2 separate regions of the Mus musculus genome follow, and region 2 is linked to region 1. The links are chromatin loops, found by intact Hi-C in ENCODE. Cell type or tissue: left cerebral cortex. All regions are shown on one strand. Links, peaks and the distances in the headings refer to the core of each region. The heading gives the core; the rest is flanking DNA. Region 1 overlaps Kcnh7 (potassium voltage-gated channel, subfamily H (eag-related), member 7). Region 2 overlaps Kcnh7 (potassium voltage-gated channel, subfamily H (eag-related), member 7).

Evidence for each region. A loop is a pair of places that touch in the nucleus more often than their neighbours do. Peaks named below come from ENCODE experiments on the same cell type or tissue, not always from the same donor. Only the 100,000 strongest peaks of a DNase experiment are listed, where the experiment ranks them.
Region 2: a loop joins it to region 1, with 2.0 times the contacts of the local background. A loop is called at or near these places in 2 of 42 quality-filtered maps.

The regions. Positions count from the first base shown.
Region 1 is chr2:63,049,841-63,066,876 of GRCm38, forward strand. The region is part of intron 2 of Kcnh7 (potassium voltage-gated channel, subfamily H (eag-related), member 7); the gene reads right to left. Among named protein-coding and RNA genes, the nearest start is that of Gm52513, 90 kb to the left of the region's middle. In left cerebral cortex, for the core only: no CTCF peak of the experiment used is centred there; DNase peaks (open chromatin) are centred at 8,731 and 9,624; H3K27ac peaks cover 1,506 bases.
Region 2 is chr2:63,156,210-63,173,245 of GRCm38, forward strand. All of the region lies in intron 2 of Kcnh7 (potassium voltage-gated channel, subfamily H (eag-related), member 7), which reads right to left. Among named protein-coding and RNA genes, the nearest start is that of Gm34110, 19 kb to the right of the region's middle. In left cerebral cortex, for the core only: no CTCF peak of the experiment used is centred there; no DNase peak of the experiment used is centred there.

The sequences.
Region 1 (17,036 bases), core at 7,575-12,574:
CTTTTCAATAAATATAGCTGTCCTCATGTTGCAGTGAGGATACTTGAGTAAATTTTCTTTTACCTCCTTCTGAGATATCTGTGAAATGACTGGCTGTGTTAGCATAAATGTCTTTTAATTTTATTTCTGCTGTGCACGCAACTTTTTCTGACTAGAGTCAATAATAATCAGCTACTAGATTTGGAAAGGATGGGAATGGCAGGAACAGCTGGAAGGTTCTCACATGTCTCTGAAACTCAGCACAAAAATAGGACAGATTAACAAGATGGTAAAACTAGAAACCTACGAATAACATTTACAGCAAATCTGTGTGTCAAGCTATTCTCACAAAACCCCAACTTCAGAGCTCCCGGGACACACTATCACCATCTAGCAGGCTTGTGGGTAATTAGTGCTTTGCAAGACAAGGAAAAAAAGTCACAGGGTTTCTTATGGTCCTGAGAATCAATAATAATCCAGACAACTTGAGTTAGCCTGGAAATAGCTGAAGCTAGTGGTGACTTTACAAGACATGTTTATGTAGTTCAGCAGATCTAACCAGGTGCTTTTTAGTGCACAAAGGCTCTGTTTCCTTTAAAACTGCTATGCCTGGGTCTCACATTATGCAGCAAGTATTACAGAAGAGAAAAATCACAATAGTTATTGAAAATAGAGATTATGAAAGAAGCTGCCATATAAAATGGAGTAATATACTACTCCTTGATATATTGGAAAGCATGACATTTTATTTTACACAACTTCATGACAAAAACAGAACAAAGACTGTTGTAAGAACTATCGGAGGATCACGCAATACATCTCCTTGTCATATATCCAGAAGATGTCCCAACCGGTAAGAAGGACACATGCTCCACTATGTTCATAGCAGCCTTATTTATAATAGCCAGAAGCTGGAAAGAACCAATTGCCCCTCAACAGAGGAATGGATACAGAAAATGTGGTACGTTTACACAATGGAGTACTACTCAGCTTTTAAAAAGAATGAATTTATGAAATTCCTAGGCAAATGGATGGACCTGGAGGGCATCATCCTGAATGAGGTAAACCAATTACAAAAGAACTCACACAATATGTACTCACTGATAAGTGGATATTAGCCCAAAAAACTTAAAATACCCAAGATATAAGATACAATTTGCTAAAAACATGAAACTCAAGAAGAACGAAGACCAAAGTGTGGACACTTTGCCCCTTCTTAGAATTGGGAACAAAACACCCATGGAAGGAGTTACAGAGACACAGTTTGGAGCTGAGACGAAAGGATGGACCATTTAGAGACTGTCATATCTGGGGATCCATCCCATAATCAGCCTCCAAACACTGACACCATTGCATACACTAGCAAGATTTTGCTGAAAGGACCCAGATATAGCTGTCTCTTGTGAGACTAGGCTGGGGCCTAGCAAACACAGAAGTGGATGCTCACAGTCAGCTATTGGATGGATCACAGGGTCCCCAATGGAGGAGCTAGAGAAAGTACCCAAGGAGCTAAAGGGGTCTGCAACCCTATAGGTGGAACAACAATATGAAATAACCAGTTACCCCCCCCCCCCCAGAGCTCGTGTCTCTAGCTGCATATGTATCAGAAGATGGCCTAGTTGGCCATCAGTGGAAAGAGAGGCCCATTGGTCATGCAAACTTTATCTGCCTCAATACAGGGGAAACGCCAGGGCCAAGAAGTAGGAGTGGGTGGGTGGGGGAGCGGGTAGGGGACCTTTGGGATAGCATTGGAAATGTAAATGAAATAAATACCTAATTAAAAAAAAAAGAAACTCGTCTTTACTCTTTAACACTGTAGGAATACATTGTAAGAGCATGAAAATCGAGCCCTTGCTTCAGTTCATGACATGTTACATGATGGTAAAAAGGGCTAAAGGCTTAATGTTCTCCTCACTCCATCACACTGTAAAATTAAATTCAGTAGGAACGGTGATACTTCCCTGTAATGGCAGCACACAGGAGGCAGAGGCAATAAAGAAAAAAAAAGAAATCTTATTTGAGTTCTACCCCTTCTTAAAACTGTGAAAAGACTGTATACACGATCACTTTCCAAATAAATTCTTAAGAAATACGCTAGAGCATTAAGAGAGATGGCTTAGCAGTTAGGGAAATTGAGTCTTTTTATAAGGACCTGGGTTCATATCCCAGAAACCACAAAATGGTCTATAACTCTAGTTCCAGAGTACCAAGTGTCCTGTTATGTTTCTGTGAGCATCAAGCACACTTTCAGCGCATATATATATATATATATATATATATATATATATATATATATATATATATATATATATGAAATATTCAAACTCATAAAATAAGGAAAGCCTTTAAAAAGGGTATCTGCTGTTAGACAAGGAGTTACAGAAAAGGAATGTGTGAGGGAAATGTTCAATATGTAAACCACAAAGTATTTATTTATTTATTTCAGTAAAGTTGAAATTGTGGTGATTAAAAAGTACACTAATTTGTCAATAACACATGTATGTTTTTAAATTGAGAAAATTGTTTTATTAGTCCATCACTTTGGTTTTACATAGAACTCTCTCTGCCACTCTGTTTGCTTCATTCTCTCTCTCTCTCTCTCTCTCTCTCACACACACACACACACACACACACACACACACCAATTAAGGGAGTCGATATATCGAGGAAATTGACATATGTAATGCTTCATATACTTACATTTGTTGAAAACACAAAAATCTCTTAACAACTTGCAAGTATAGTAAATATAATATAGTGACACCGTACTTTAATATGCTATATATAATACGTGTGTGTGTGTGTGTGAATACATGTGTGTGTGTGTATTGGTTTGTTAAAAGGATTCATAGATATTGTGGTTGCAAGCATTCCTTAAAGTTGGCCTCTACGTCTGTAACATTACAGCATAATCTTTGAGTCATTAAAGAAACAGGCTCCATAAATAATCATACAATATATTTCCTTGTCAAGGCTCTCCCAATTAATACACAAATATATTCACACCACAAGGTGAGATTCATATGTCCATAGCTGAATCGAATGCTGTTGTGGTGGAAGTGACAAGTGCTGAGGGGAACAACCATGCCAGGGAAATAACTTCTTCAAACCTGAGGCAGGAGAGTAAGACATTTACCCATCACAGCAAGGAGTTGGGGGAATTGAACCTTGAATACTTTCTATTCACATTGCAGTTTATTGTCGCATCATGCATCACTCTTCTGAAGCTTTGGGGGATGGTGGTTCTCATGAGTCGACAGCTGGACACAGACACTTCTGGTCCCCTTTCTGTGCAATCCTATCTGCTGGGGAGTTTCTATTTTGTAAAGATCCTGATTTAAAATACCTATTTCTGGTGGGCACAGGAAAGGGAAGAGACTGAAGTCAAGAAAGGGGAACTTCCATTTCTCCCCTGGCACATGATGACTCCAGAATTACACATGTAAAAATATAAATACTTGCACGGCTTCTCTATTTTAAAAACCCATTTGCTTTTTGGCTGTCACCATATTAGAAAATAAAGATGACTCCCAGGTTCTTATAGGCTAACAGAATCTGTTTCCTAGGGATTGTGTTAGAGGTTTAAAAACTGATGTTCTCAGTTTTTCCCCCCAACACTTTATCTGTTTCTCTTTTCTTTTCTTTTCTTTTCTTTTCTTTTCTTTTCTTTTCTTTTCTTTTCTTTTCTTTTCTTTTCTTTTCTTTTCTTTCCTTTCCCTTTCCTCTTTCTTTCTTTCTTTCTTTCTTTCTTTCTTTCTTTCTTTCTTTCTTTCTTTTTTCTGAGTCGTTCAAAGCTTATTTAATAAATTGACAAGTAATTGCTCTTTCAATGGTACTTAGTTTTTTTTTTTTTTTCTTTCCTGGATGAAAATGATACAACAAATCTGTTTTGGTATCTTAAGAAACAGTGAGTTCTGGTTTAATTAAATAGTCAAATAGTGATTGCTCATTTCCAGTGTCTGGGTTGTGCTTTTAAAAAGTTTTGATCTGTGTTTGCCCCTTTTGCTAAACAATTAGATAATAATTTAAAAATACATACATATTCTTATAAACTGTCTATCTATACCATATAAAATTATTTAATTCTTACAGACTAGCAACATTTATATTCAAACAAATCCAGTTATATTCTTTATCTAATTTATTTAACATTTTGTGATTGATATCTTTTATTACAGTTAAGCAGAAAATGAGAACACTGACAGGAGTAACAAGATTATCTAGCTGCTATTTTGGAAAAATAATGGAAAGCATTTTCTTCAAATATCTTAATCTTACAATGCCTCGTTATTCCCCCCAAAACCAGAAATTAAGCAAGTTGAAGTGAGGTTTGGAAGTCAGGTTCAGATGTCAGATCCAGATTCAAAATTTACGGAAACTTAATGGTCAAATTAATATTACTAATAGCATTAAACCATTTAAGCTATTTTTTACTGCATTTGGCTTTGTACACACATGTACGTGTGTATGTGTGTGTATGTGTAAGACAACCTCCCATGTAATTCCATACTAACATCAATCACTTTATTTTTGACACTGTGTCTCTCATTTGGCTCAGAACTGGCCATTGACATGGATTAGTAAAGAGCACAAGGGATTCTCCTGTTTGTCCTCTCAGCACTGGAGTGCAGGGGTTTAACAGCAAGTGTTGCTGTTTTACCTGGATGTTTGGAACTCAACTCAGGCGTCATGCATGCTTGGCACGCATTTTACCTAATGAGCTATCTCCCAAGAACCCAAGTTTTATCTTCCTGACAGTACTACAATGAAAAATAAAACTATTTCTGGAAGATCACTTCTTTCTTTTTTTTTAAAAAAAAATAAAGAACAGTGAAAATATGAAGCTACATGGAATATTAACAGTGTTTGGTATATCATCATTGTAATTAATGGTTGTTAGAAACACAGTATTCTCCTTGAAAATCAGATACTATTACACTTCTATTCACTTTCTTCCCCCTTTGTGCCAGAGTGCTGAAAAATTCAAACTATTATTAATAATCATAGTATGCATAGATTAGCCATGGTGCTAAAACAATTTGTACGATATAATTTTGTTCTGTCAGATTAATGACATACTATCAAATAGAGACATCTGGTTCCTACCTTGAATATCATGCTTTATCTCTACATGCAATCAATGAAATGTTGTCTCTCAGAGGAATATTACTCATCAGTTGTTTAAGTGGATTAAAATATTCTAAAATTAGTTGCAACAATTATGCAATGATAGTCTGTCAGAGAGTGCTCTGTAGATGTGATAGAAAGAACTCGACATGTGTTCCAATAGTTTAAGGAAAAGAAGTCACATCCCCAGCTACATTATTATTCATGAATTTCAAATAGCCTGTAATTCTCTTCCTTGCAACTTTGGTTCACTTGCAAACAGTGATCTCTGTGCCTGGAACATCCTCTTTCAACTTCTGATTCTCCCTGGATGGTTTCTATTTTCCCTGTAAAGTCTTAAAGTGTACCTCTTCTAGGGATTCCCCCTCAATCACCAATGCTCAGGGCGTAACCATTTGCACATTCTCTATTTGCCTTGTGTTCCTTAAGGAAACCAGCTTGGTTCATGTTTGGAAATAGAGGGGTCTCTCATTTTTCCTGGAATTCAGTAGGGTATCTGTGGCTGCTGACATAAAAAATGGCCACCCCTGAAGATATATGTAACATCTTACATACCATGCAGGTTGCATTTTTAAATTTAGAAATAAAGCTAAGGATTGGAGAGAGAGAAATATATTTTCATTTCAAAACAAAAATAAATTTCAAAAATGATATTATAGAGGTTGCTCAGAAAGCCATTGAGGAGCTGAGTTATCATTGGTGAGGGCATGATTGTTTTAATGGTGATTGCATCCTTAAAATAATTTTGATATTTGACTATGAACTGTAGCTTGAGATAAATATCAACAATAGTAGTAATAGAAAAGCATTCATTACAAAATGTTTTTATGCCTATTAACTCTGTGAATCATTATTATCTCTACTTTATGCATGAGACACCTGGCTTATAGTTAGTTTAATGGACCAGAAGAATGAAACATAAAGTTTCAACTCGACCAGCACGATGCCATGGCTGAGACGCAACTGCTCATTTTACTTCCCCAAAGTGACGAATTCATATGATATTAAGAATTTAAGCTTTTGTGCTAGAGCATAGGAATTTGAAATGTCAGAAAATGAATTGACTTGTTATAAATTTACATATATGTGTATGTAATACAAAAACACATATACATATACATATGTGTATGACTGTGGTTATCAGTATACAGTAAAATCTTAGATTTCAATAAAAGAGAAATGTCAAAATACACATTTATATTTAACATAGGCAACTTTAAGCATAATGCATAGTATCTAGGCGACAGTCACTCATTATTTTATGGATCCAGCAATGAAAATCTCATACTATTAAATGTCCAAAATTTGGCCTACACCACCGACTTTTCAACACAGCTCTTACAGTGACTAATCAACACATTATCACAAAAATAACAAAAGCCAGCTGAGTATTGACTTGATTATCTGCACTAGAATTTCTAACACTTCTAAGTTATCATGTATGACAGACAGTGCACAATCAAGTAATCAGTCTACCAACTGTTCAAACACTGCATGCTTGTTTTTTAGAAAAGAACAGAGAAAGAACAATAAAAAGTTTCTTATTAATGTGAAAAATAGTTTCAAAAATGTTGGATTATAGAAAATCTGAGACTTTGTTATTTGAATTTTAAAAGGGTTACAGCAAACACTATGATATCAGCTAATAACTGTAGGTGAAAATAGAATCATTACATATACTGGTGATACTTTATCAGAGCAAAAATATTATTTTAGTTTTCCTAATATATCTCCCTAGCCATAGAAATTATATTTGATGTTGACTAAATTACATGCTACTTTTTGTAATTCAGTTCCCTTAGAGAAATGTGCCTGTTTCCAGAATGGGCACATGTTGATACTTTTGAAAATTAAAAGAGACAAAATAATGGCAAAATATTAATCTTATGTCAATGAGAACAATAACGATAACAAAAGAGTCAACCTAGAATAGAAATCCAATTATTGAAATCTTAGAGGAAGACATTAGAGATATCACTTTTCTTTTCTCCAATGAGTTTAAACTGACTTGTCATATAACATTTTGTTGCATAGAAAATGCAGCCATTATGTTACAAGTTGTATACCTTAGTTCAAGATGAAGATAGTGGTCACTACTTATAGAGCAATATATTTGGAAGAATTATTTATTTGCAATATGTAATTTACATGTCTGCAGCCCAAAATAGTCAGGTTTCAGCTTTCCACATGCAGACCAGGGTAGCCATGTTCCTTAGCTCTTCTCAAACTGAATCCCTATGCTTTGAGCCTGAGCATTGGCCAACTGTCTCTCCACCAACACACTGGCTTATCTAGTGATTGAGGGGAAAATGGCTTTATGGTAACACAGAGGATGAAATGTGACCTGAAACATCTCTCTAGTATTTAACTCAAATTATTTATCAGTGTAGAGTTGGTAATGACCAGGAAGAAACTCATGCAATCTCAGGAAGGAGGTTTATATTTTGACAAAGTCTTTGCTATGACAGAAGTCAGAGAAACGATGTTAAAATAAATATTTAGCACTCTTAAAGGATTTGCAATATGAACGATCATATATTTTGTAATCATTTGAACTTAGAACCTAAAGCATTGAATGTGTACTCTGTACCACTGAGCTATATCCCCGGACTATATACCAAAATCGAGTTATATTAGGTATTATGTTATACTTACAAATTCCAAGCATGTATGTGTGTGTGTGTGTGTGTGCATATATATATATATATATATGCATATATATATATATATATATATATATATATATATATATATAATTATTTAGATCATCATACTAGGCTTGAGAAAAAGTGATGGCAAATATTTTATTACCAAAAACTAAAAACACAAAATGTATGTCAATGTTCTTGTGCTCAAGATGTGTATCTACTCAGGATCCCATGATGGCCCCTGCAAGCACATGTTTTACTCCAGAAAGCAGGAATGATCCATCCATGCAAGAGTAAGTATGAGTTTGCATATGCCAAGGCACTTTAAAAGTACCAGTTTGTGAAACTGAGGAATGTAATGCAATTATATTATTGGAGTCATGCTCACTATAGAATGTGTGCTTATGAGAAGACTAGAACTTTCTATAGTATTTGCCTCTTTAGAGGCAAATTGGTATAGCCAGATGAATTCAATCCATTTGCTTAACTCCTCACTAGGAAATTATGTATAGGAATTTTCATCCTGGTGTGTTTGCAATATTCTAAGTCGTGAAAATGTGACAAACTGGTCTATGGATATTGGTTCAATTAATGGCACTCATTGTCCCCTATAGGTTGATATAAGTGGACTGCTCTGTATTATGAATGACTGGCAAGTTTCAACTAAAAAAGTTTCAGATTTTAAATTAACCTCTAAACAACTAACAGCTCACAGAGAGAAGGATTCAGTAAATGTTGGTAATTAGCAATGCAGCCAGCAACATTGTTTTTTCTTATCAGTGAATCTAGAGATCCACACACACAGTCTCACACACACACACACACACACACACACACACACACACACATCTTAAAATGCATTAAAAATTAAGTTTAAACACTTTAAACCAACTGTTAACTGGTGCTTCCAGCTGGAACATTCATGATGCAATAAAATTAGAAAGTTGGAAAGAAAACACTGCACAGAAATGTACTTGATTTAAAAGTCAGACTTCACATTTCAAAGTTCCTGGTATTTCGGATGAGCTTCTGCTGTGCATGCCCACAGAGGTACACTTTCAAGTCACTGAAGAGTGCTCTGCCAAATGTAAAATCCTTTGTGCTCCATTTGCAGACAGGAGAACTTAGGGGGCTTTGCTGAGGACTGCCGTCTGCTGCAATTAGAATGGCTTAACCAACACAGGAAACCATTTCCAGATCCCCATCGAACCCAAAGAACCCTAGGAATGTAGAATTTTTATAAAAGTGCGAAAGTATATTTTCTTTAAAAGGATTTTAGCGATTAGGTGAATAAAGATAGTGGTGATGATCAAACATAGATATGATGATGATAATGGGGAAGATGACAGGGATGATGGTGATGGTGATGGTGATAGGGCTCATGCTTGTGATGATGGTGTTGACGATAGGATGGTGGTGGTGATGATAATTTGATGATGATGATTATGACAATAATAAGGAGGAGGAAGTTAGAAGCAATTCTTATGTACCCAATGGCTGCTATGTGCTTTGGGTGGAGGTTTTTATCCTCTATGGTATGCATGCTAATTATTCCCATCTTACAAATAAAAATACTATGTTAAATGGTCTGTCGAAGTGTTACCAAACCTAAGGCACAGTTAGGCGCTCATATATGCCTAAGTGTTTTTTCAAACTCTATCATCATTCCATTCGGCACAATTGAAGGTAGTCAAACTTCTCCAAAAATATATCACTACAGCTCTTGTCTATGTTACATATTTGCCCTCAAGGACCTCCACTCACAGGAAAGCCACGCCATCCGTTTGCAGCTGCCTGTGGGAGGGAAAGGGCTTGAGAATAATGCTGGCCTACATTAATTGTCTCTTGTCTTTAAAAGGGCAATAACCACAGTCAGAGGTTGGTCTGGTCATTTAAACCCACACTTTATTTTTTTGCAGTGTGTGTTACCGAGACCTTTAATGAGCACAGTTGGAGTGGGGAGCGTTCTATTTTGGAAAGCCAAGAACATCTCCAGTTTTGTGGTGTTCCCTCGCAGCACATCAGAATATGTGTTCACAGAGGCCTGAGGACAAAACTTAGGAGCATATCTTTTGACAGGCCATTTTCCCTTAAGAGGTTCACACTCAAATAAAGCCATCTTTGCATTTGAAATTCCCTAGAAGATCATGCAAATCTGTTTGGCTATGAAACACTGGATTTCATCCTCATTGTGTTTGTTTCATCGTGACCATAACCTCGAAGTTGTGCAGGGCTGAAGCTGATGTTCCTTTTAAACGTGAAAAAAGTCAGAACACAATTTATACATTTAAACAAGGTACAAAACAAATGGAATCCATAAGCTTTAAGAAAGAATCTATTCCCAAAATATCATTCTACTTAAAGGAGGGAATATCAAAAAGACTTTGCTACACACTGACTAAATACTACTTATTTCTAATGAATATGTAACTGAATAAAAATTTTAAATGTTTTTGAAGAAATCAGTTATTATAATGATGTATTTTATTTTATTGAATAAGCATTGATTAAATCTTTCTATAATACATAAGCAAAAGTGTATCTGTGAATAATAAAGCAATGGACAGCAATAAATACCATGGTCAAAGATATATGAGTGTTATATAAATAGGTAAACACCTCAGATACTATTATCAAATGAGTTCTCAAAGGAGGGAAGTTGGATGAATAGAGAGGAAGTAGGCATGTGACATCATTTTATACTGCTATCTTTTATGCTGCAGGTCCTCACCTACTATGTCTGGACAGGTTGATATTCCTGTGAGGTTTTAAATAACATGTGCATGCTCCCCATGCTCAGAGGCTCTTCACCAGTTTTCTCCATGCAGCGATGCGAGTTGAGACTTGCCCTTTTCTTTTCATCAAAACTGTCCACAAAAGTTACTTCTCAGCGGCTCACTTTCTCTCTTCCCTACTAAAAACTGCATTTTTCTGCCCACTTCTTCATATCCTTTGTACCTCCTATTTTTCTTAACTCATGTTGATTTCAAATGTATTATAGTACTTTCTTATTTATTCTATACATTGTCATCACCTTCATTTCATTCTGGACTCATTGGGCAGAGCCTTTGTTTCTCTTAACTGCTAGTTTGGCAGAGCCTACAGCATAGATTTGGAAAATCTGTGATATGCTTGAAAAGATTAGGACAAAGCATATACAAGTTAAGTTTATAGTTAAAACATTAAGAGAATTCAGATAACATCCCAAAGAAAGGGAGTTTGGATTTATTTGCCAGCCACCGTTCCAAACTAGAGAGTTTTAAATTTGGCATCCAGGGAATATGAGGCAGAAAACAGAAAGCAGAAAGGAAAAAATAAAAGACTATGGATCATGAACACACTGTGGACCACAGTGCTGAACTAACTGAAGCATGCAGGCCCAGGGGCAAAGGCAGGATAATTAGACTCCCCTTTAGGAGAACACCTCATCCTCTCCTTAACGACACAATCAAGGGAAGGAAAATGACAGGTAAGAATAAAGACAGAAGTAGAAATGTGGAAAGAATGAGCACCAATAAATGAAGACACCTTATCTCCTTGGTGTCTGGGCAGAAAACGGAAGGTGTTCAACAGAATGTGAAAAACAGTTGCTAGAAAGGATCAAATGGACTTTCTGAATACTGCAAGTTTGAATGCAAGAGAACAAATAAGTATCTACCCAAGATCATTAAAAGAAAAAACACAACAGAAGGATGAGTGAACCCAGAGAAATCAGAAGGTCAGGAAGGCAGGTAGAACAGCTGTTTGCAAGAAAAGTGAGACCATCTTTGTAACCAGAGCTGCCATGTGGTAGATACAGGACATGTGGTTGCACTTGTCATTACGAGAGCCACACAATTCAAAGGATCAAGTTCATGCTTTTGCTGAATTGAGGGGCAACAGTATGCTCATCCCTTAAGCTGCCTTAGCAACGTGACTCCAATTGTGGCTCAGGTTTTTGTAATCTATAGAATAGCAATGTGTGTGAGTACCTATTTCATATGCCCATGGATGACTAAATGTGGCTAATTTTGAATCTGGACAAAAATATGGTAGTTAAAAACTGAATACATTTCAGACAATATATCTAATGCATCTAAAACAGTACTTGGACCAGCATAAACACTACCTAATAATCTGATGGGTTTTCCTGATCCATATGCTCATTCTTGGCTCTTTTGGCCAGGCGCTGACGACCAAACTGTAGAGCCAATGGACAGCAAATTTTTCACCACCCACTTACAGAACTGAGACACAGTGCAGGTGACCATCTGTAATAGAAGTCTACCTAGGCAGGGGCTCTTCTCAGTTCCTGTAGGAGTCTGGGCACTCTCTGTACCTTTTTCTCATAGAACTAACTTTGAAGTCTTAAACTCAGAATTTAAGGTTTTCTACATCTTGTTCCCAAGTTTTGTTCCAAAAATCTCCTGCAGCCAGATTTATTTGAACTTCTTTCAACAGCCAAGGAAACAGGAGGTTTTTGTCTTACACGCTGTCTGTATCACAATACCTTTCCCCATCCTACCAATCACCAGTCCCTTCTGTTACTGCCCCACACAAGCAATTTCTAAGTACTCATCTGTCTTCCAAGTGCCAACAAGCATCTTTCCACTTCGAATGTTCCTTGAAATTAAATTTTGTAACTTGAAGTCTATTTAATATGTACCTTGAATCCCCAAACATGCACAGGGCTAATGTAATAAATGATACAGATAGGTTAGTAGGAATGGATACTAAAAGGCATGTGTTCTGCAAATCCATGATCATCAACAAAGAGATAATAAGGGGAAGAGAATTAAAGAAAAAAACTATACATTACTTTCTAAAAGTGACAGTGAAAGGCTTGTCAATCATATGAGCAGAAAAGCTCAAAGGTTAAAATAGCTTTTAACTGTAGTTTTGTGAAATAAATCAAACATATAAAATTTCCCCCCAAAGAATCAAAAAGGACTTTGAGATCGCCTTGCTTAGAATTGGGCTTTCAAACCCTTTACCTATCCTAGACAAGTAAGATGAATATTGGGACAGCCATAGTAATTTAAACATAAACATCCATGTATGATAAAATTAGAATGACTTAGTTTTACATTTTTAGCAAGTTTCTGAATAAGTAACATTGTGCTGTAGCATTGCATAATGAATCACTTAAACACTCTCCTCATATATGCACAAACACATACAAGTGCATGAACACACACACACACTTCTTTCAGGAAGTGTAACTAATTAGCACTATTGTACATCAATTTTGGCAGAAAACATCCATCTACTGTAATGTTCTGTTAGAACAAGAATCTGTTTCTCAAAAGCCTATGTAGAAGGTAGGATCAAAATGTGCAGTGAGGAAAGCTCATGCGTGGTGTACACTGTAGGATGCAGGTAGGCAGCAGGGATGCTGGCTCAGTTTGAGAGATTCCCAGAGGAGTGCCTGTAGCTAAGCTTTAGTGACTTTTTGTTACCCACGAATGTGCAATGCAACAACATCTTCCAAGAGATGAGGAGGAACTGTAAATCCTTGCCTTTTAATGTCACGTATAAATTTTAAAGTTTAACCAACATTCATATAATATCATCAGTTAAACATTTGGTATGGCCTGAAAACTACCTGTCCCCCCAGGCCCCCAGCCCTTGGATACATGTGAATACCCTCTTCAGTGTAACTTCCATTCAATCACTACAGAGGTGTGAAAAAAAAAAGTCACCTATAAGACATGGAAAATAACCATGGCTATTTTTATAGTACAGATATATATGGCTGAATAAAATTTTTATTAAAACAAATGAAAGAAGGCTCTAGGGTGATAAGCTGGAGCCATGAGACAAGGGATAGATAGTCTAAGGAAGATGTAGATATTTTTGGCCATGTTTTATTTAGCGCATGCCCTCTGGGCTGAATATATTCCTAGCACAATAATCTCAATGTCATCGCAGGGCCTTCATGTCAGCAGAGACTTTGAAAGGTACTGTATTTTTAGAACTCTTTCATGAAGGCTCCTATTGCCACCATTAATCTATTAGCCTCTAGATTTTCCAGGAAGGCTATTGAAAATATACTGTAAGCAGTAACACCTCAATAGACTATCAGTGCGAGAAAGGGCTGGCTCTTTTGGAACTGGTGATGTTCTTTATTTCCATGCCTTGTCTATGAAATCCTAGGAACTTGTATGTGTTGAATGAATGCACCACCAGCGAGTGGGAGGCTCAGTGAGCAGCATAGTGGTAGAAAATTTGCCTAGAGGCATGAGTTTGGTTCTTAGCAAGTCAAAATAAAATAAAACAAGAAGGAAGCAGACATATATTTAAAAGACTTTCTTAATAAACAACTAAACTAAACTAACCTACACTAAAGCTACAAAATCATGGCCTACTTCCACCTACATCCAGCATTTCATGTAATTTGAATTGTAAGTATATAGTTTTAACTATTTTGTGTTTATGCAACAGCACATGATATTTTACTGATGCCTCAAATTCATCTTTCTCCATTGACAGCACAGCTCCAAAGTGAGAAAGGGCGAAATTGTCAACTTAGAAGTTAGACAGCTGGAGTAAGTTTTGAATACTTCATAGAGCAAACGTTTCCTTGTTTCTATAAAAGGAAGATCTTACCGCAGATACCTCAGTTCTTAACAGTGAAGCAGGTTTACAATAGCTATTACCTTCAAAAGAAAACGGAAGAAAAATGGGAGAGGCTAAAACAGACAAGCCAAAAAAAAAAAAAAAATGGTAAAAGCAATAAATATGAATAACTCAGAAAGAGTCAAGAGCTCCAGGCGATAAAAGGTGAGGAGCTTCCCAGGCCCCCCTTCCCACCTGCTTTCATCCCAGCTATCTCTGTTGCACATTTAGGACGTTACATTTTCTCTTCAAAGCTTCACACTGGGGAACCCATGCTTTGATCAATGTGTGCTTTGCTCTGCTGTGCAAGAGTCTTCAGAAGACATTTTAAATGCTTTAGTTTTGTCTAGAATATGGCTCTTCCCACCACATTTTATAGCCTGCAGAATTTAAGACACCAACTGCACAATTTTAACATCAGCTGAACAAAAGCAGATTTTTTTTTTAAGACAGAAAACAATGCTTCGGTATTGTTTCCTCAAAAGACCTAAGTGCACCTGTTGGTGTTCTCTGTGAGAACTGCTCATGCTATGTTACCAATATTCTCTATAGCCCATCTCTCCCCCAGTGGGGAAAAAAAGCCAGTTTCTGGTATCCCCAAGGAAATTCTGAGCCTCTTCTGCAACCAGCCACTTAATCTCTCCTCTAGCTTGTTATAAACAGGGAGTTGTCTCCCTGCTGTGCAAGGGAAGAGTGGTTGAGGTAAATTATTAATCTAAACTGACAATGGCTTAAACTCTGTGGGATTTTGGTACAGGCGTCCCTTAAGCATTCTTTAAATAAAGCACGATGAAATGATAAATAGTTTAGTTTCAAAGTGTTCTTGAAACAAGTTCATTTGTATTTTCTCTATCCCAGGATCTTAAAAAGAAAGATGTATTTATTTTTATTTTGTATGTGTGGGTATTTTACCTGCTTGTATGTCTTTTTAACAAGGGTGCAGTGCCCACAAAAGCCAGAGCTGAGCGTCTTGTCTGCTGGAGTGGGAGTTACATAGTTATTGGTTGTGGGCCCTGGAAAGTGAACTTGGATCCTCTGGAAGAGCAACAAGTGCTCTTAACTGGAAAACTATTTCTCCAGTCCTGATTTCAGCATTTTCTTTTTTCTTTTTTTCTTTTCTTTTATTTATTTATTTATTTTATTTACATTTCAAATGTTAACCCCTTTCCAGGTCTCCCCTCTGGAAGCCCCTACCCCATTCATCCTCCCCCTGCCTCTATGAGTGTACTCCACCTCCCCCAACCCATTCCTGCCTTCTCACCCTATACTGGGGCATCAAAACCCCTCAGGCCCAAGGGCCACTCCTCCCACTAATGTCCAACAAGGCTATCCTCTTCCACATATGCGGCTGGAGCCATGGGTATTCTATGTACACTATTTGGTTGGTGGTCCAGTTCCCGGGAGCTCTGAGTGGTCTGACCTGTTGACATTGTTGCTCTAACCATAGGACTGCAAACCCCCTCAACCTCTTTAGTCCCTTCTCCAACTCCTCCATTGGGGACGCCATGCTCAGCGCTCAGTCTAGTGGTTGGCTGTGAGCATCCATGGCTGTAATTGTCAGGCTCTAGCAGAGCCTCTCAGGAGACAGTCATATCAGGTTCCTGTCAGCAAGCATTTCCTAGCATCTGCAATAGTGTCCTGAGTTTGACAACTACATATGGAGTGAATCCCCAGGTGGGGCATTCTCTGGATGGCCTTTTCTCCAGTCTCTGCTCCACACTTTGTCTTCATATTTGCTCTCATGAGTATTTTGTTACCCCTTCTAAGAAGGACTGAAGTATCCACACTTTGGTCTTCCTTCTTCCTGAGCTTCATATGGTCTGTGAATTGTACGTTGGGTATTCCAAGATTCGGGGCTAATATCGACTTACCAGTGAGTGCATATCATGTCTGTTCTTTTGTGTTTGGGTTACTTCACTCAGGATGATATTTTCCAGTTCTATCCATTTGCCTGCAAATTTCATGAAGTCATTGTTTTTAATAACTGAGTAGTACTCCACTGTGTAAATGTACCACATTTTCTGTATCCATTCCTTTGTTGGGGGACATTGTAGGCCTGGCCTAAATGAAATATATGTAAAAAAAATCTTGGCAATAGTAAGAGATCTCTGAATGGCCAATGATGGAATTTCATTCAAAGTCAAGAGCATAATAAATGAGATATTTCTGACAGTGCTTGCTTGACAGGCACCCTGCACCTCCAGTGTAGCCTTGGTTCTGAACACATCACCACTGAGAACAGTGTTGAACCATGCAGTGCCAATAAGGACTGCTCTTCCTCTCAGCTCAGACTTCCGCCCCTTACAGGAATGACGTGAATGGTTTTTGCCTGACATCCAGAGTTTCCTGCTTTTACAAAAGATGATTGTTTAATTTTTGGAAGACAGTGCTTTAATAGTTAGTTTTCAAGGCCACTCCTCTGTATGTACTTATCAAACTGAATTTCATTGTTACAATAGTTAAGATGAAACTTTCTTTGTCAGTTGCTGACTTGAGTTTCATATTGAAAAGTATTAAAATAACTTTGGCTTGTGACGGGGGGAACAATTTCTAAATGACTGTTAACATACTGCTGCTATTTTATACCACCTATATGGCAGTATTGATGAATACTGATCAATTATTTTAAAAGTCTAGTGGTCATCCACTACATTCTGGGGTGTACAATATTCAGATATTACTAAA
Region 2 (17,036 bases), core at 5,782-10,781, 100 kb after region 1:
GGACTGAAGAAGTTGTAGGTCACTTAGAGGATGAGCCATAAATCCTGGTGATGCTCATCATTAGCATTAGACTGCTTTGGTGACCAAGATTCGAGAACACTCAGGAATCATCATCACATGCTAATTTTTACTTGAAAGAAAGTGAATGCAATTATGGATAAATATTAAGGCTATATTTGTCTTGCCAGGAGAGTTTTCTTCACAAGTACATTTTTCTACTCTTTTTTTTTTTAAGTCAGAATAGAGTTTATTTAGGGCATGGGGAGGGGGTTAAGAGAGTAGTAGAGGCAGAGAAATGCAGAGAGAGGGAGAGAGTATAGAAGTGGGGGATGGCCATGGCCACGTGGAGAGAAGGGGGAAGGGAAGGAGCACGAGGGGGCAAGAGGCAAGAGTGTAAGAGGGTAAGGCCATTTTTGTACTCCTGTTTATACCTGAATGCTAGGGAGGAAAGTTTGGTTAGATACACTTTAAGTATCAGGGACACAAATGAACTGATTAGTGTGACTCATTAAAACTTAGAGAAACTTCAGAAACCTTCAGGTCAGTGCTTTGTATCCATCATTCACTCTAACAGTTGTTGAGAGAAAAGCACGGAGGGACTTAATTATTTCTTCTTTACTGTTGACCACTCTGCACAGCTTACAAAGGCAGTAATTTATCTGCATTTCTTTTCAGTCTGATACTAAGAAAATTTTAACATGTGAATTCTCTTGATTTGAATGCCACTTGTGACAAAGATATTTAATGTGCCATAGTGTCAATGAATTGCTTCATCAAGAATATCAAGACTCTTTTGCCAAGACAGTTGAAAACACCTAAAAAATTTACTTAGAAAGAAGAATGTAAGCAGACAGGACAGAATGATTGATAAAATAAAGTCACTTAATAGCAGTATATTGTAACAAGTCAGCAATAAAAAGTTGCAAATCATCCCAACAAAATTTGAAATATAAAACACACTAATTCATGCATTTATGGTATGCTATTCAATTCCTTTTTTATCAATTAGAATTTCCTTTGCACACATAAGCAAGGTTCTCTAGTGAATTTTCTGCAAGAATAGATAAATAAAGTTACTGCATAAACCTCTGCTAATGGAGATATGTTTATGTTTAAGAATAGAAAAAACAAAACCCTTCACACTGTAGCACTAATTGTATTCATTTCCAAAAATGTCTAAAATCCTGGTGTCACCATAATGTCTAATAATTGAGAGACAATGTTGGGCTTAGTTAATTATGCAATTTCTTATCATTCACAGAAATAAGCCTTGCTATACTGTTGTCACAGAATATTCCTTCTGTGTGACGAATTATTGCAGAATAATGATGATGTGATATTTGCACATAAAACACACAATGCATACTAGTATAGTAATTACGCCATGAATTCCAAATCTTGATAATACCTTGTGTATATTCTAGATAACCATGCATCAAAGTACTCTTAATGCTGTCCAACCTACTCTAGTTTACTAGACCCAATTGACTAGTGAATAATACAACTATATCCATACTATTCTGGGCACAAAGCCTGCGGAGCAGTCCAGTACATTGTAGCAATCTGTTGCAGCATCACAGATTATAGCTCGTATTCTGACCTGTCTTGAGTTGTTTGGTGTGAGCCAATGCCTTCCGTACTGATGGAGGTTCCACACCTCCCCTCATATAAGTCAGGAGACACAAAATCATTGTTATGATTTCCAAATAAACTCCTTTACGATTTTTTTCATGCCAAAACATGTATTTTCATTGCCAAGATACAAAATACAATACATAGCTGCTAATGACAGTATAACATGATTTGCCCTGAAAACTGTTTTTGGTAATCTAGTCAAGTGCACAGATTTCTCAAAGATTTTCTAATATAGTACTTTGGTAGCATGGAACCAGCTGCTTTATACCATGTCGGACATGTCTTTCCCTCTAATGATTCACCCTTACCTGGGTACTAAAGATGAATAAAGCAAGTCAGAAGTACCTATATCTTTCAATAAAATACAAATGAGACCCCAATCCAGAAATACCTTAACAGCACACACATACACTGAAACAAGCCAATGAAAACGGACACCTCAAAATGAAGGTAGGGGTAAGCAAAACTTCATACTTTCAAACCTCTGACAAAAAAAAAAATTCTTTCTTAGACAACAATATTAACAGGGCTGCTGGAACTGCCACTCCTCCTCCAACCTCATAAGCACAGGTGGGAGGGCATCAAGTTTGCAGGAGCGTGGTGTTTGGGATGAGGAGTACTCTCCAAGGAGTGTATTAACAAGTCACTTTCTAAAATGGTACCCAGGAAAACACAAACAGAGGCACAGGATCCAAGTGTGGTTGTAACGACAATGGATGGTCCTCATTTAAGCTTTTCTTCCACCCTGAGCATGAATTGTCTTCACAGCATAATTACTGATAATATTAGCTTTTCTTATGGACACAGGCACAGCGTTTCCTAAAACTAGGAGCTCATTACCCCAAAACCACCTGCATGGGCTCAAAAAAGCCCAATAAATCAAGTCCATCGACACAAACAAATCTGTATTCCAATTCATGTTTAATGCTTCTGTAGATGCTACATTAGGTATGGCTTCCTTAGAGTATTGCAGTGGAATATTATGGCAAATAGCAATACCTTGCTATTTTAATATACAGTACAAATAGCACTAGTTCTTCTCAAGAGATTTAAATCAATTTATAGATTCATATGCCTCCTGTGTTATACTCGAATAAAAAAGGTGTCAGAAAGGTTGTTTTAAAGCACATGCCGGTGCAAAAGAGATGTTCAATGAGGAAATCAAAAGCTATCTGATAGCCTCAGACTCGGGGAGGACTGATTTGAAATTCCATCCAGGTAGTCCTCATCTTTACAGAAAGGAAACTAAATCTTTATCGATTTTTGTAAGGATATTGCTTGTTTGAGAAAATGAACAAGATGAGAGAGCTTTCACTGTATAAGGAAGAAGACAGCACTGCCTTAGAAATTGGAAAATACAGAGCCAGGTTCAGGGACCTAGTGGCCTATGATAGGTTACCTTGGTCTCCACCTTTGTAAAACAAGGGTCAGTGCAAAGAAGGGGGTAATGAATGGAAAGAAGGATTATAGTGGAGGCAGACAATACATTACCTATTCAGTAGACTTTAGGGGCAGGTTTTTTTGTCCAAACACCACCAGCACACGTCCTAGCAGTCAGCAATTGATTCCAGCATTTTAATGTCTTAAAATACTGGTGAGTGTGGATTCCTTTGATGTCAACTTGATTGATAAACAAACTCTGAAATGATATCTGATGGATAATTCAGAGACCTTTCTGCCAAAGTATCTATGTCAAAAATTGGCAAGTCCTACATTACAGTGAAGCTCATTTATACCATCAGTAAATGGAATTCTATGAAGGCAATTGCAAACCTGCAGCATTACACTTCTACGTAAGGTTCCAGCTTGACCGAAGGGTGAAGATGAATTGATTGTTATTATCTTGTTTTCCAGGAGGTTTAATCTAGTTACTTTAGCAAACGGACAAGGTGGGGAAGGAAAAAAATAGGCTTCAAGTATTGGCTTCGACTTCTGAAAAAATAAATCTGCTGTGTGGAACAAAGGCCTGTTATCTAGAGAGCACTTTCATCTGTGTAGCTGTCAGGAGAGGGTTCTCACACGATGAGGGGGAATGAGTTTCAGGGCTTCTGCCTTTTTTCTAGAGACAATTAGGGTGTCCTGCTATCTTGTGTTCATCACTCTCCTCTCAGATCCAAATAGGACAGTAAACAGACCTAAGGAATAAACATTTTTCACACTAAACAATCCATCTGTATGGCACCACAGTGTCAAATTTCAATAACCCCCTTGAATTTACTCTTGCCAGAAACATCCCAACATGCTTTCTTTGAAATGGAGGAAGCTATAGTCTCTTTTGTTTTTCTGTATTATCCTTCCTTTCATTTCTGATAACCTTGAAGCTAATGTCTACCCTTTTTTTTTTTCTCTACAGCAGTGGTTCTCAACCTGTGGGTTGCTTTCCCTCTGGGATCATATATCTGTTTGCTTATATTTGATTCTTCATCTGCTTCTTTAGATCTGTTTTAATTTTGATTTTCCAGTACTTGCAGAGCTGATATGAACTATATCTTCATACTTTGTCAGTTAGTGTTTCACAGAGAAGGTAACTTCTTTAAGTAGTTTAAATAGCAAGATTACAAGTCCAGGTGAAGTGCTTACAATTAAAGGAGGGACTACATATCTTAACATCCAACCTATTCAAGCATACCAATTCAGGTCATAGTTGGAAGAATTAAGTTTCACAGTAAAACCAACAGTTTAAACTAGTGAAACTTATCCAAGCAGATAGATGTAATCAGAATGATAATGTCTTAAACATGAGACAAATGAACCTGGCAAGAAAGATACAATTCTCTGTTCACTCAGTGTTGGTGGCTTGTAGTAGCACAATCAGCACATAACTGAAGCTCTCACTGCCATGAATATGAACAAATACACCACCATCAAGAAGAGCCTTAGGAGGTGATGCAGTCGTGTGTGCACTTGGTTTCAGACGTGGTTTCAAGATAATCTTGAAATTACTAGAAGTAAAGTAATGAAAGTAAGAAACACACATTTGGAATAGTGTGAGATGTCAGAAAGCAAAGAAAGGGTCCAGGATGTCATGGAAGAAAACAAATGAGCATTGATGTCATCCTTAAAATTTAAAACACACACACACACACACACACACACACACACACACACACACACACACACACACTGTTAATTTTGCATGTTGAACATGTCTAATTGGTTCTAATCATTACAAATAGTTTTATGTGCCATATACATACACACACACACACACACACACACACACACACATATACATATTCTATGATTATTTGATAACATCAAGTTTAACTGTGTTTTTAATCATGTCTGTTTCTCTCCTCAAGGAATGTCAGCCATTCTGCATTTGAAGATGATGATGACCACAGAAGTAATGTGTGTGCATCTCCTGAAGTATATATCCAAATGGATCCAGAACCTCATCCCTCAGAAGTAACAATCTTACTTAGAAATTGGTTCTCCATTCCTAGTGATCTAGTTTTCTTCCTTCACTAATTATATTTTGCTTCAGTAGCACTCTTTTGATCTGCATCAAAGAAAAACTGACTTTCTTTAAACTGGTCATTTCTGCCCTTTCCTATAATATAATCTGGAAAACTGTAAGAAGAAAGCAATAGGAAGTACCCTAGCCTGAAGGGCTCATGTATTACTAAAGACCCATTTGCCACTTATGAATAAAAATCGAGCCCCTGAAAAATATGTCATTTACTAACCCAGAAAGAACTAAATACAGTTGGTTTAAATAGTTTTAAAAGAATGAATATTGGATTCAGGCTATGACTAACCATGGGTGCAAAGGATAAGAATGGGCACTAAACAGGTCATGGGTGTGAAGAACATTTGAGATGGCTCCTTGGAGGCTTTATTAAATTCCAAACTGGTACAAGGAAGAATAAACAAAACGACTTGTTGATCAGTAGGTGTACACTAAGTTTCTAAACCGAGGAAACAAATCCTGGTTGTTAGACCAGCATATTCTAATATCCTTTAACTTTAAAAAACAAGTAAAATAACAACAACAAAAGAAAATAAAACACAGACTGTCATGAAAGCTCAAAGCAGTAGCATACTGAATGAAAGCTAATTGTATCCTGCACGGAATTGAATTTTCCTTACTGGATTTCGTGTCATGATTGCATAATTAAAGATAGCCTGATTCTGCAAGCAAATGATGACTTTATTAAATTGAAGAGAAGTTTATCTTCTACAGTACAAAAATAAGTAACTGGTGAGTGAGTGTGTGTGTGTGTGTGTGTGTGTGTGTGTGTGTGTGAGTCCATCCCTAACATCTCATGATGCTCCCTTTATGACTGCTTGTACCTTCCACCCTAAAGATTAACCACGTTTTCTTTTGGTATCATAACAGCCTTGTTCTTCTTAATCTCAAGCTTCATATCATGGGAGCGCCATAGTATCAATTCTTGTTTTTTTACCACCTCACATAGCAACAGCTTTTGAGAAATGTTTGATATTTTTTTTGTGAGTGTTCCCTAATAACATTGAATTAACTTATTTTTGATAATGCCATAATAAATATCAGTAGTTTACTATTGTTCAATATTATTTGTACAATTTTACAGATTTATCATAATACATTTACCTATGATGTACTTTTTTCTGATTTACATACTTGGGTATAATGAAATCTGTGATGAACCTTTCATAAATGTTGTATTCATTCATTTTCCTTAGATGAATCTAAAAGAGGATTATAAGATATTTAACTTCATTGAAACACTAAATAGTTTCTTAAATAAACGACCCATTTTTCTAATGCGAAGGGTAACATTAAAGTGTCTCTAAGACTCCACAATCTCACTGAGATTTAGTTGTGTGTCAACTTTTTTTTTTCTAGTGGGTCTTGAATATCTTACTTTTTAAAAATATATACTTATTATTTTATGTGGGTGAGTGTTTTGGCTGTATATATGCTTGTATCCCTCTTGTGTGCCTAGTGCCTATGAAGGCCAGAAAAGAGCCATGGCTGTTAGCAACAATCCAGGTTACTGGGACTCAGGCCTCAGTCTTCTGAGAGAGCCACCAGTGCTCTACACTGCTAAGCCACCTCTTCAATTCCTTCTTTTGCTATGTTATAATTGTGTTTTTACTTTCATGTGCTTACTAGCTAAAATATATTGTTCTTTAAAAAAATCTCTAAATCTTTTATTTCTGTTGTTTATCTTTTCATTTCCAATTAGGGACATAAAATACTTAATATATTTATATATAACACTATATTATATATTAAAATGCTCACATAAAAACGATATAATTCCTTTGCTGATATATAAATGTATAAAATGTTTTCTCTCAGCTTGTCACTGTTTTTGTTGTTGTTGTTGTTGTTTGTTTTATTTCACTTTTTATTTGTGTTGGTAGGTAGTAAATAAAAGTGCCTTGTTGAGTTAGTACTCTACAATGGAGCAACAAAAAGATGCATCTAACCCTCAAGAGACTGGGGACTCCAAGGACTGGTAAGGTCTGGTGGCATGGGGAGGGGTGGAGAAGTTGGGACATCCTTGTGGAGACTGGGTGTGTAGGATATATGGGATGTGGAACAGTTAGAGGGTGGACCTTGAGAGAGTTAAAATCTGGAGTGTAAAAAAAAGATTAAATAAAATTTTAAAAAATTGAAATAAAGCCAATATATTTTGAGGTAAGAATTTACATTGTAGCCCACACTGGACTCAAATTCACAATCCATCTGTGTTTGCTTCCTGTGTAACATGCCATCCTGCATTCCATACCTAGCAAATTACTTTCTTTTTAAAATTTCATTCTTTTTTATTTTTGTTCAGCTGACTTAAAACTAGAATGCAGTTTACCTGAATGGTTTTAAGGAACTGTTTCTGAAATGCACAAATTTTCAAATTTGAACATGTCTAACTCTCTATTATTATTTTCATGTTTAGTAGTTGTAGGATTAAAGATAAAAAATCCTTATCTTTCAGAATTACAAAGAAGTTTTATACTCATCCAAGGAGTTTATAATTTTAGCTCCTCATGTTCAAATTTCAATTCAAATTAATACTTTATTTGCATAGTACAACACCATGCACCACGATCTAATATTTTCCCATATACGCCGTTGCAGAAATTATTGCAGAAATGACCAGTATTTCCTATTTAATTACTTTGATACTATCATCAAAAGTTAATTCGCTGTATTCCTGTGAATCTGATAATGTACTCTGTCCATTGGACAGATTATCCACATCATTACAGATATGACACCACCACAATTAGTAGAGCATTATAATAATTCTTACTATAGCAGCCCCATAAACTCTGCTCTTCTTTCTATTTCTAACTCAGATATTCCAAATTTGTTTATTTCCATGGAAATTTTTATACCTATGGAAATTTGAGTCTCCCATCACTTTGTCTAGGTTTAAAGATCAAGTTTGCAGAGCTGGACACCATTAAAATATTGGAACTTTCCTTTTGTGAATTTGGGCCAACTTCCCTTCTGTGTGTCTTGTCATTTGCTACTCTAAATTGATTAACAATTATTTTACTACTGAAATCATGCATATTTTGGTTTAATATATTCTACTGTTGTTACGTAAGAAGGTATTTCAAGTTTCTTGCTTTTAAATTTTTGTTAAAACTTTTAAAAGAATGGCATACAAAGTGATGATTCACACAAATTTCCAATAATAGGCAACATTGATCTCAGGAGCTTCGGGAAATACTCAGCAAAAAGCCTGACAACATTTATAAAAATAGTAAAAATCTTGGAGAGTGAATCAAGCCATAAAGAGTCTTTAAATGAACTAATAGAGCACGTTTTGTAGGTCACTGTGCCTATTCCCTTAAAGATTAGCATCGTGGAATTCAAGAAAGGTGAAGTTCAAGGAAATAAAGAGCACACTTTAATAAATGTTAATATATGATACAAATTTAATCCTTTATTGTAAAAATCAAATGTTTTTAAGGATTATATGTGAATGGCTTGCAGAATTTAAAGGTAGATGCTAATAGTAAGATTACCTCAGTGTAAAAATGTCTCATTTGAAGAAATAGCCAGAAGAGCTAATTTTGTTAACAGATAAAAATACTAAGATATTTAAGATTGAGAGATCAGCAATTGTATGTAAATTTAATTGGCTCATCAAAATAATAAATAATTTAAGAAATGTAAACCCACATAAGCCAAACCACTGTGGAGAAAGAACAGCAAATGTAACAGTTTACTGTAGTTTAATTTCTGTAAGGACCTCATGAGCATTAATATAATTACTTGCTTTTTGTTTGTTTGATTATTTTATTTTGTTTTCTGGGTTTTTGGCAACTCCTGTGTAGGTACATATAGTTTTTAAAGACTTCTAATTAAACTGATAATAGCAAAATTAAATACGTGTATTATTCATTCCTGCAATTGCCCAATGTCCTGTCTGTTGCTATTTGAAAATAATGGTAAATTCTCTTTTAATTATAAAATATTTTGGTAACATCTGGGTTTTCGTTTCTTTGCTTAAATCCTTAAGTAGGATAATATCTCTTAATGTCTCTGGACTAAAAAGTGAAGAATAAGGCAATGTAGAAGATCTCAGCCCATGAATTTCATGTGCTGCTCTTTTATGGTGCATTTTCAAAAGAGGATGCAAAATTAAAAATCATCTTGGCTGCAGGTGTGGCTATTGTTTTTTCAACCCCACTTTAGCTAATTAAAAAAGCAAACAATTTTGAGCTAAAAAAATGACAATCCACACAGTGCAATTCCCATATCCTAACATTATGAAAAAATTGCAATGTATTTAGTTTTTTGATCTTTTGATTTTTCTGTTTTGTTTATTATTTAACAAACATCGAGTCACAGACATTCCATAAATCATCAAAAAAAAAAAAAAATAGATGGGAGGAAGCGACAACTTCTCAGACATCCATTTATTTTCTTTACATTCTTTAGGTAACATTTCCAGTACATAAAATGTTCTCAACAACCAAGGCCAATTTCAAAGGAAAAGCCAGTGGAATCCAGAAGACAGGGCAAAATATTGATAACTATTGTAATTCACAGAGATTTGCTTTCTTTATTTTGGATTGTAACTGAAAGGTTAGATTTGTTTTTCACTACACTTGTCACGAAGATAATATTTCTGTTTGTCAATTGCTTTTTATGGACACTACAAAAACACAAATATAATTCTAGTTCAACCACCTTAGCTTACCATGCCTCTGAAAAGCAATTTCATTTGGTCTCATTTAGGTTTTTTGATGTCTCTACTTTCCTCTTGAAATTTGAAGAGATTTATTGCTATGTAAGCTCAGTACTTAAGCTCACTACTGTCTAATGCAAAGTATTAATTTGTTAATTCATGCATATTTGTGTTTCTTAGAAAGCAGGCAATTCTCTCCTGGCAGGCCACTAGCCTCAAATATCCAGAGAATGCCTCCTTCTACTCAAATTCCATCTTTCATAGAACAACATTTATACTCCAAGAACAATGTTATCACCAGGTTACAGTACTAATAATGAACAGAGTCAGGACCTGGTGAAGACCCCAAAGGAAAGAGAAGGTGGCATGTATACCATGCACAACCCACACTTTAATAGTCTGAGATAAAGATCCTTTGAAAGTCGAAGATATCCTTTAATGGAGTGTTGTAATTCAACAATGAAATCAATCTTTTTACCTTAAGTCTACTGCTGCTCTCCTGACTCACGATGGTTCACAGAATGGTTAAGGTTAATTCCCTTTACTAAGAACAGTCAACATCGTATTTATAGAGGGATTCATTTGCAGTCTTATTTCAAAGAGGTCAGCAGGTGCAATGCATTCTTTAGAGGAATTCTGACTCATTCCTTCAGATTGTTAGATACTGTCTTTGTCTACACAATAGCATTTTAGGCATTGCAAGAATGGGAGGCTACATTTTTTCAACTCATATTATTGGGAGACCTAAAAAATAAAATAAAATAAAATAAAATAAAATAAAATAAAATAAAATAAAATAAAAAAATAAAATAAAATAATGAAATTCAAAATAAGAATAGTGTACTTTTTTAACCTGCTAAGTGAAGCTAGATACATGTTGTGGTTAGAGTGTGTACATGCAATATGCTTATATCCATTCTGGGTTTCCTTCGTCTTCTGTTTTAACTATCAATAACTGCCCTTTTACTTCAAAAAGAATACTATTTGAAAACTTCGTTAAATAGTCACATTAGCTATGGTATTTGTATATTCTCATCTTCATATTTTTTTACAAATAGGTAGGTTCCAATTTTGTCTGCATTGTCGCTGTAAATGTGATTTGTCTTGCTTATCATGTATCCTGGATTAAGGAGGAATGAGCAGAGTGTTACAAAAATATCTCCAGGTTAAAGTCCCAGGGATAACATAGTTTAACAAAAATCATGCTAGTTTTATTTTTACTTACTGGAGTCATAATTATTTTTCATTTTTTTATTCAGTCACAGGTGAGATTACGCATTCCCTCTCGAATTTGATAGTGTTACATGAGTTTTTAACTTTATTCCTTTTCACATTGTATATGTTAACTCATACTGCACTCACTACGTGTCAAGAATTGTGATTTTATAAATACAAACATGAACATTTTGATAGTATCTATTACAGCCATGGTTCTTATTTTTCTGTTGATAGAGTTATGGATAATGAATTTCAGTGGTTGTAGAAAGTTCTTTTATGTACACATGCAAAAAAACCCAAAAAGACAAAAACAAAACAAAACAAAACAAAACAAAACAAAAACAAAAACAAGGGAAGGCATATGACTTAATAAATTGTAACAGGAAACTGGATGTTCTGTTCTTTCTTTGAAATTATTTTATTTATTTATTTATTGAGATTGCAGTATATGATTTATCCCTTCTGTTTTCTCAGTCCAAACCCTCCCATATACATGCCTGCTGATCTTTCAAAATCATGCTTCCTTCTTCATTATTTTTGTTACATTTCGGGTGTGTGTGTGAGTGTGAATTCTTAAATACATAAGTATAACACGTTCAATCTTTACAATGTTATTTGTGTGTACATTTTGTGGAATAGGTGGCAAAAGGGTTGTAAAAGACAAAGGATCAGGGAGTTTTCTCTGAGATTCTTTGTGTCTCTAAGAATGTCAGAAGACATATCCATAAACACTGACAAAATCTGAGCTAAACAAGAACAGCTACAGCAGATATGCTAACAAGAGGCCTTAACCCTTCTTTCCCAGGGGAGCACACCCAATTAGTTATCCAATACCAAATGGTCTGCATAGTTACCTTTCTTTATAACATCTAGGCAAGAAACTATCACTTTATGAAGGAAGTAAATGACCGATCAAGTTCTGAATGGGCTAAGAGAGTTAGCTTTCTGTTTTTAATTTGTTCGGTGATTTAAACAAATAGCATGTTGAAGCTGCTCTGTGTAAAGACCCCTCAGAGGATGGATATATATATAATCAGAGAGTCATAGTATACTTGTTATTAACCATTACTGTGAATGGGTAGTGGAATGACTTCTTTTCTTGTTCTTATTTGCACTAAAGTGTGGATGGATCTTATAACCTGCATAGCAAGAATTGTGTGTTTATAATTACATGTAAGTAAAGGCTAAAGTCTCCAAAATAAAATGTAAAAATCTCTGTATATTAATCAAGTTTCTCTATAGGATCATAACTTTGTATTCCTATAGTGTGTGTGTGTGTGTGTGTGTGTGTGTGTGTGTGTGTGTGTGTGTGTGTAGTTTACTGGCTGTGGTCTAGCAAGTCCAACAATATCTGTCTGCCAAAGTAAGTTTCAAGAATCTAGAGGTTGTCCAGTCTATGAGGCTGGGTATGTTAGGTGGTCATCAGTGTGCACTGGAATCCTGAAGAAGTCTCTAATGCCAGTGAAGAAATGGACTTGCTTGTGAAAATAAAGGAAGTAGGCAAATAGAGAGCATGTTTCTTCCTTCTTCAATGCCATATAATAGTATTATAGTGACTTCTAGAAGAAGGTTGAAGATGTAGCTTCACTCCTTTAAGATTTGGATTAGAATTGAGGCCTCAAACTCACTTTAAATGATTAATTTTGAAAAAGTAGCTAATAGCTGTGTTCATCCATTTGTGCTTTAGATAATTCCAGGTGCAGTTGGCAGTAGTGGTGTTGGTTGTAGGAGTAGTGGTAGAATAGATGTCAAGTTGACAACTATGAATAGCCACCACAGTCTGTGAATTCAGAAATTATTTACAATTTTCTGTTAAGAGACGATTTGTCCCCATGAGTATGGAGTGTGGCATGGCCCTGCATCTGCAAGAAAGGGCTCAGAGTGGACTGAGGTGTAGTAGGGACCTTCAGTTATAGGTTCTGAAAGAAGACAAAGGATGCTCAGATGGTGGTTGTTCCAGACAGTCTCCATAGCCTTGAGAAAGCAAGCTAATCTTCATGATTTCAATCCTTAAAATGGAAACTATAAAGTACCTACTTCTTCAGGTGTGGTAGAATTTTTTTAAAGGAAATATTTTAAAAGAGTAGTGTTAGGTCTAAAGGAAATCCCAATTCCCTGAACTCCAAAATATCCAGAAATGATGTCAACCTGGGCTGTAGGAGGATTTCTGACAGATAACAGCCAGCATCCCCCTAGAAACTTATGAACCTGGCTCCTATCTGCCAAAGGGAGTAGTAGTTCTTTTACTTCTGGAAGAAGGGACATTTGTCTGCCTGGGTTATGCATCAGCATATCAAAGCACATGCTCACCTCAGGGCTCCCTCTGTGTTACAAGTACCTGTTACCTATTTCAAAGTTCATGCTAGACTCTCAGCTTCTTACTCCTCCTGCTCTACCTTAAACCCCCTCTAGCTCTAGCTTGGGGGCTTCCCCTTTTCCCCAGGTACTCATTTTCCTTACAAGACTGCTATTCTGTTTTTCTCTATTCTTTGCTTCTGTTTTCTCACAGAAAACAGCTTTTCTCTATTGTTCTAGCTGCATTTATTCACCAGATTTCATTGTCATCTAACTGGTCAGTAAACCTACCCTTTCCAGTTCTTTCTGAACTCTGGCTGTCTGGTTCAACTCGGCTGGTAGGGCTCAAAACTCTTCTCCAAGATGACTGATTCAAACTGGGGTTCGTTTCTCTTTTCTTTTCATTGATTTGCTCTGCTTGTCCTCAAACTAACTCTGGAAATTTGTTCTAATCTTCTGGCTCCTTCTCATGCTCTGGCTCCTTCTATTTTCAACTGAGTCTAGCTCATTCAGTCTGTAACTTGTTTCTGTAAAATTGTCTTGATAAAAACTGCCTCTGAACTGAATTCAACTGAACTAAACTCCTCTACACTGACTGAACTCAGCTGACCAACCAGGAACTGAACAGAACTGCAAAAACTGCACAAACTCAACTGAACTGACTGACTCTGGACTGCCGTTAAATAGCCCTTTCCCCTCTGTCTGTTGGCATACCATATTTCTTACTCATTCTGTGAAATCTATCTCTGATTGATCACATTGTCTGCCACTCAATTAGAAATCACTTTGAAACATGGCTGCATCCTTTTACAAACTAACTTTGCCTTTATTGTTTAGAATTAAAGCTATGTACTAAGGGGGTTCGAATATTCCAGTCAGAGGGATTAAAGGTGTGTCATTCCAGCTGGATCACATAGACCTAAGTCTTTGGATGTGATCCCTGATCAGAGCATCCATGTTACTGGATTAAAATTCCTCTATACTGTATTCTCTGCTGTTCTTCCTTTCTTAGAAGCCCTGACCTTGTCCACTCTTCTGGCCATGTTCAGTCTACTTTTACCTGTGTTCTGGATTCTTCCAGATCTCTTTGACAGTTCTCTCCCTGTTATATAAAACAACAACAAAAAAAAACCCCTCATGCCATCGGTTTATACAAGTAGCAGCATATTTTAAAAAATAAATTACAATTATTATTAATATTATTAATAATATTATGTAATATCCTAAAACCATGTCTACTATATAGCTACCCTAAATTAGAAAACTACATATCAATTGGCAGAAATAATTTACCTTAATCTTCAAACTTTTTAACAAGATATTACTTTCTGTGAATGTAAATTTAGAAACTGATTTCTATCTGAAAAGATGAAATTCTCTTTTGTTGTTGTTGTTAAACTGAGTTGGGGAAGGATTATTTTTAGTTCAGAACCAATGGAATTAGAAACCAATGGAATCTTTAGTCATATTAATATGTCATTACTCTGAAAAATATATTTATTGAATTATTTTTGGAGTGATGAGTATATATAAGATCTGTGAAAAGAAAACGCAGTACCTGAAGTACCTTTCATTGTATTTCCAGGTATTCCATTATACAGAGAACACCATTTAAAAGATTGGGTTTCACTCTTCGTTCTTCACATTCAAAGTACATTTTATCAGGAATTCTTCAACTCTCACATAATAAGTGCTTATGTGATTACTTTGTCTATCATCTTACCCTTAAAATTGTCATTTCTGTAATACAGATGAAGCTCCCCAGACATTTACATTTATTTTCTAGCACAGAAAAAAAAAATCAAGATGGCATTATAAAACTCTTCCTTGGTGAAGATATTTAAAGCGGAAGCAGCATTGCTCACATTTTCAAAATTCCAAGATTAATAACAACTCTTTAATATGAAGTATTTGCCAAAAGGAAATTTATCATTAAAATTATTGGCATCTTCAAATGAGTCAGTAATTAAAATAAATGTTGTGTAACCCACATTGTACATGCATTGCAATGAATACATTTGAAATAATGAGTGTTGTTAGGTATGGAATTTCAGTAGGACACCTTCTGTTCACTCTAGATGCATGAAATGTGAAGAAAGGACTAATGTAGTTTTAGACTGTGAACTGAATAGAAGCTGGCTAATAGGACCATTGCATTTGAACATCATTAGTGACTTTTCTGTGGATGTCTTCTTTCAGGGAGCAAATTCTAAGAGGAGCAATCTGGGAAGGCATAAATCCTACTGAGCCTTGGATAAGTGACATTCATTATAGAGAACACCTGGAGGGAGGACTTGAGCATTGTGTCACAGCTCCTGAGATCCAACTGCCTGAGTTCTGCTTGTGTTGGTTAAGGAAGGGGGCTGAAAAGACAATAGTCTTTTCCTGTTGTCTTTACAGTGAGTTATGTAGGAATATGTAGATAAGGATGGTGGTTTGTCTAATATGGTGTTGTTCCTTTAGTTTGGGTTTTTCCTTACACATCACTGTGTAATTTGATTATTTGACATCATATATCACATGTGATACAATTTATTTTTTTTTTACCGTATTCATTTCCTGTAAGTTTACTGTACAGCCCAAACTTTTTGACTGAGCAAGACTACATTTATTTAAAAATCTATATTTTATGGAAAAAAACTCAATACTCAAAATTTTCATCATATATTATATGCACAACAATAAATACTGGAAGCAAATTAAGTTAAAGTTCAACATATATCACAGGAAAAATTGACAAAGGTCCATGAATTCTTTAATTTTTAAATGGTAAATTATTTAAATAACTGGTACTAATTTTTTAAAGTCTGAGACTTTAAAATCTCTTAGTAAATTACTAAAATAAAATGTAAACATGACTGGTAGTTTTTGAGAGAACGATTCTGGTGTGAAAATGGACATTTGCTAGCCAGCTCATTTAGCTATTCAGGAAGTTGTCATTACCACCTCTATATAACAATATTCAGCATCAATGTTCTGTAAGTAATAAAACTGATTGCTTCTGGTATTTTGGATATGTAAACATTTGAGTTTAAAATTTGATGATCAGATAAGATCAATTTTGACTGTTTTAACTAAAATTAAAAGGAAAGCCATATATTATTATTCACAAGAAATAACAGAAAATACATTCCCTTTTGGACGGTAAAATATAATAGAAGTACCAAACATGAACTCATCGTTTTAGATCCATATATTATTTTATCCAACAGTTATGCTTCTAGAAATTTGTGTATAAAGGAATACTCCACAGAAGCAAAATGAATGTATATTTTCTTAGCATGCCTTTACAATTGTACAAAGTTAGAATCCGTAAAATATTTCTTAAGTGTTTTGATAATGTCCTATGCTCTCTAATATAATATATATTGAATATCACAGTAATTTGTGTGTTGTGGTTATGGGGAAAATATGCAATCATTATAAAACATTTTGATTCGGCACACATTTTTAGGGAAGAAATCAAACTATCCATATAATGCTGTCCTGATCTTGTTTTAATAGAGACCATCTGCATATATGCACGCACAGGAGCATATTTGAAATGTAGATTACAGACAATATATGCCATCATTTATCAGTTAATATCTCTTAGTTTGATTGCTATAGATGTCTGATTCTATTTTCCACACGTGAGTCTGCATTTTCTATTTTGTTCATTTTTTACCAGTGGAATTAAATCATAGAGAGAAAGAGAAGGGGAGAGGAAAGGAGCCACAACAAGAGGGTGGTATATCGCTGCTGCTTGCT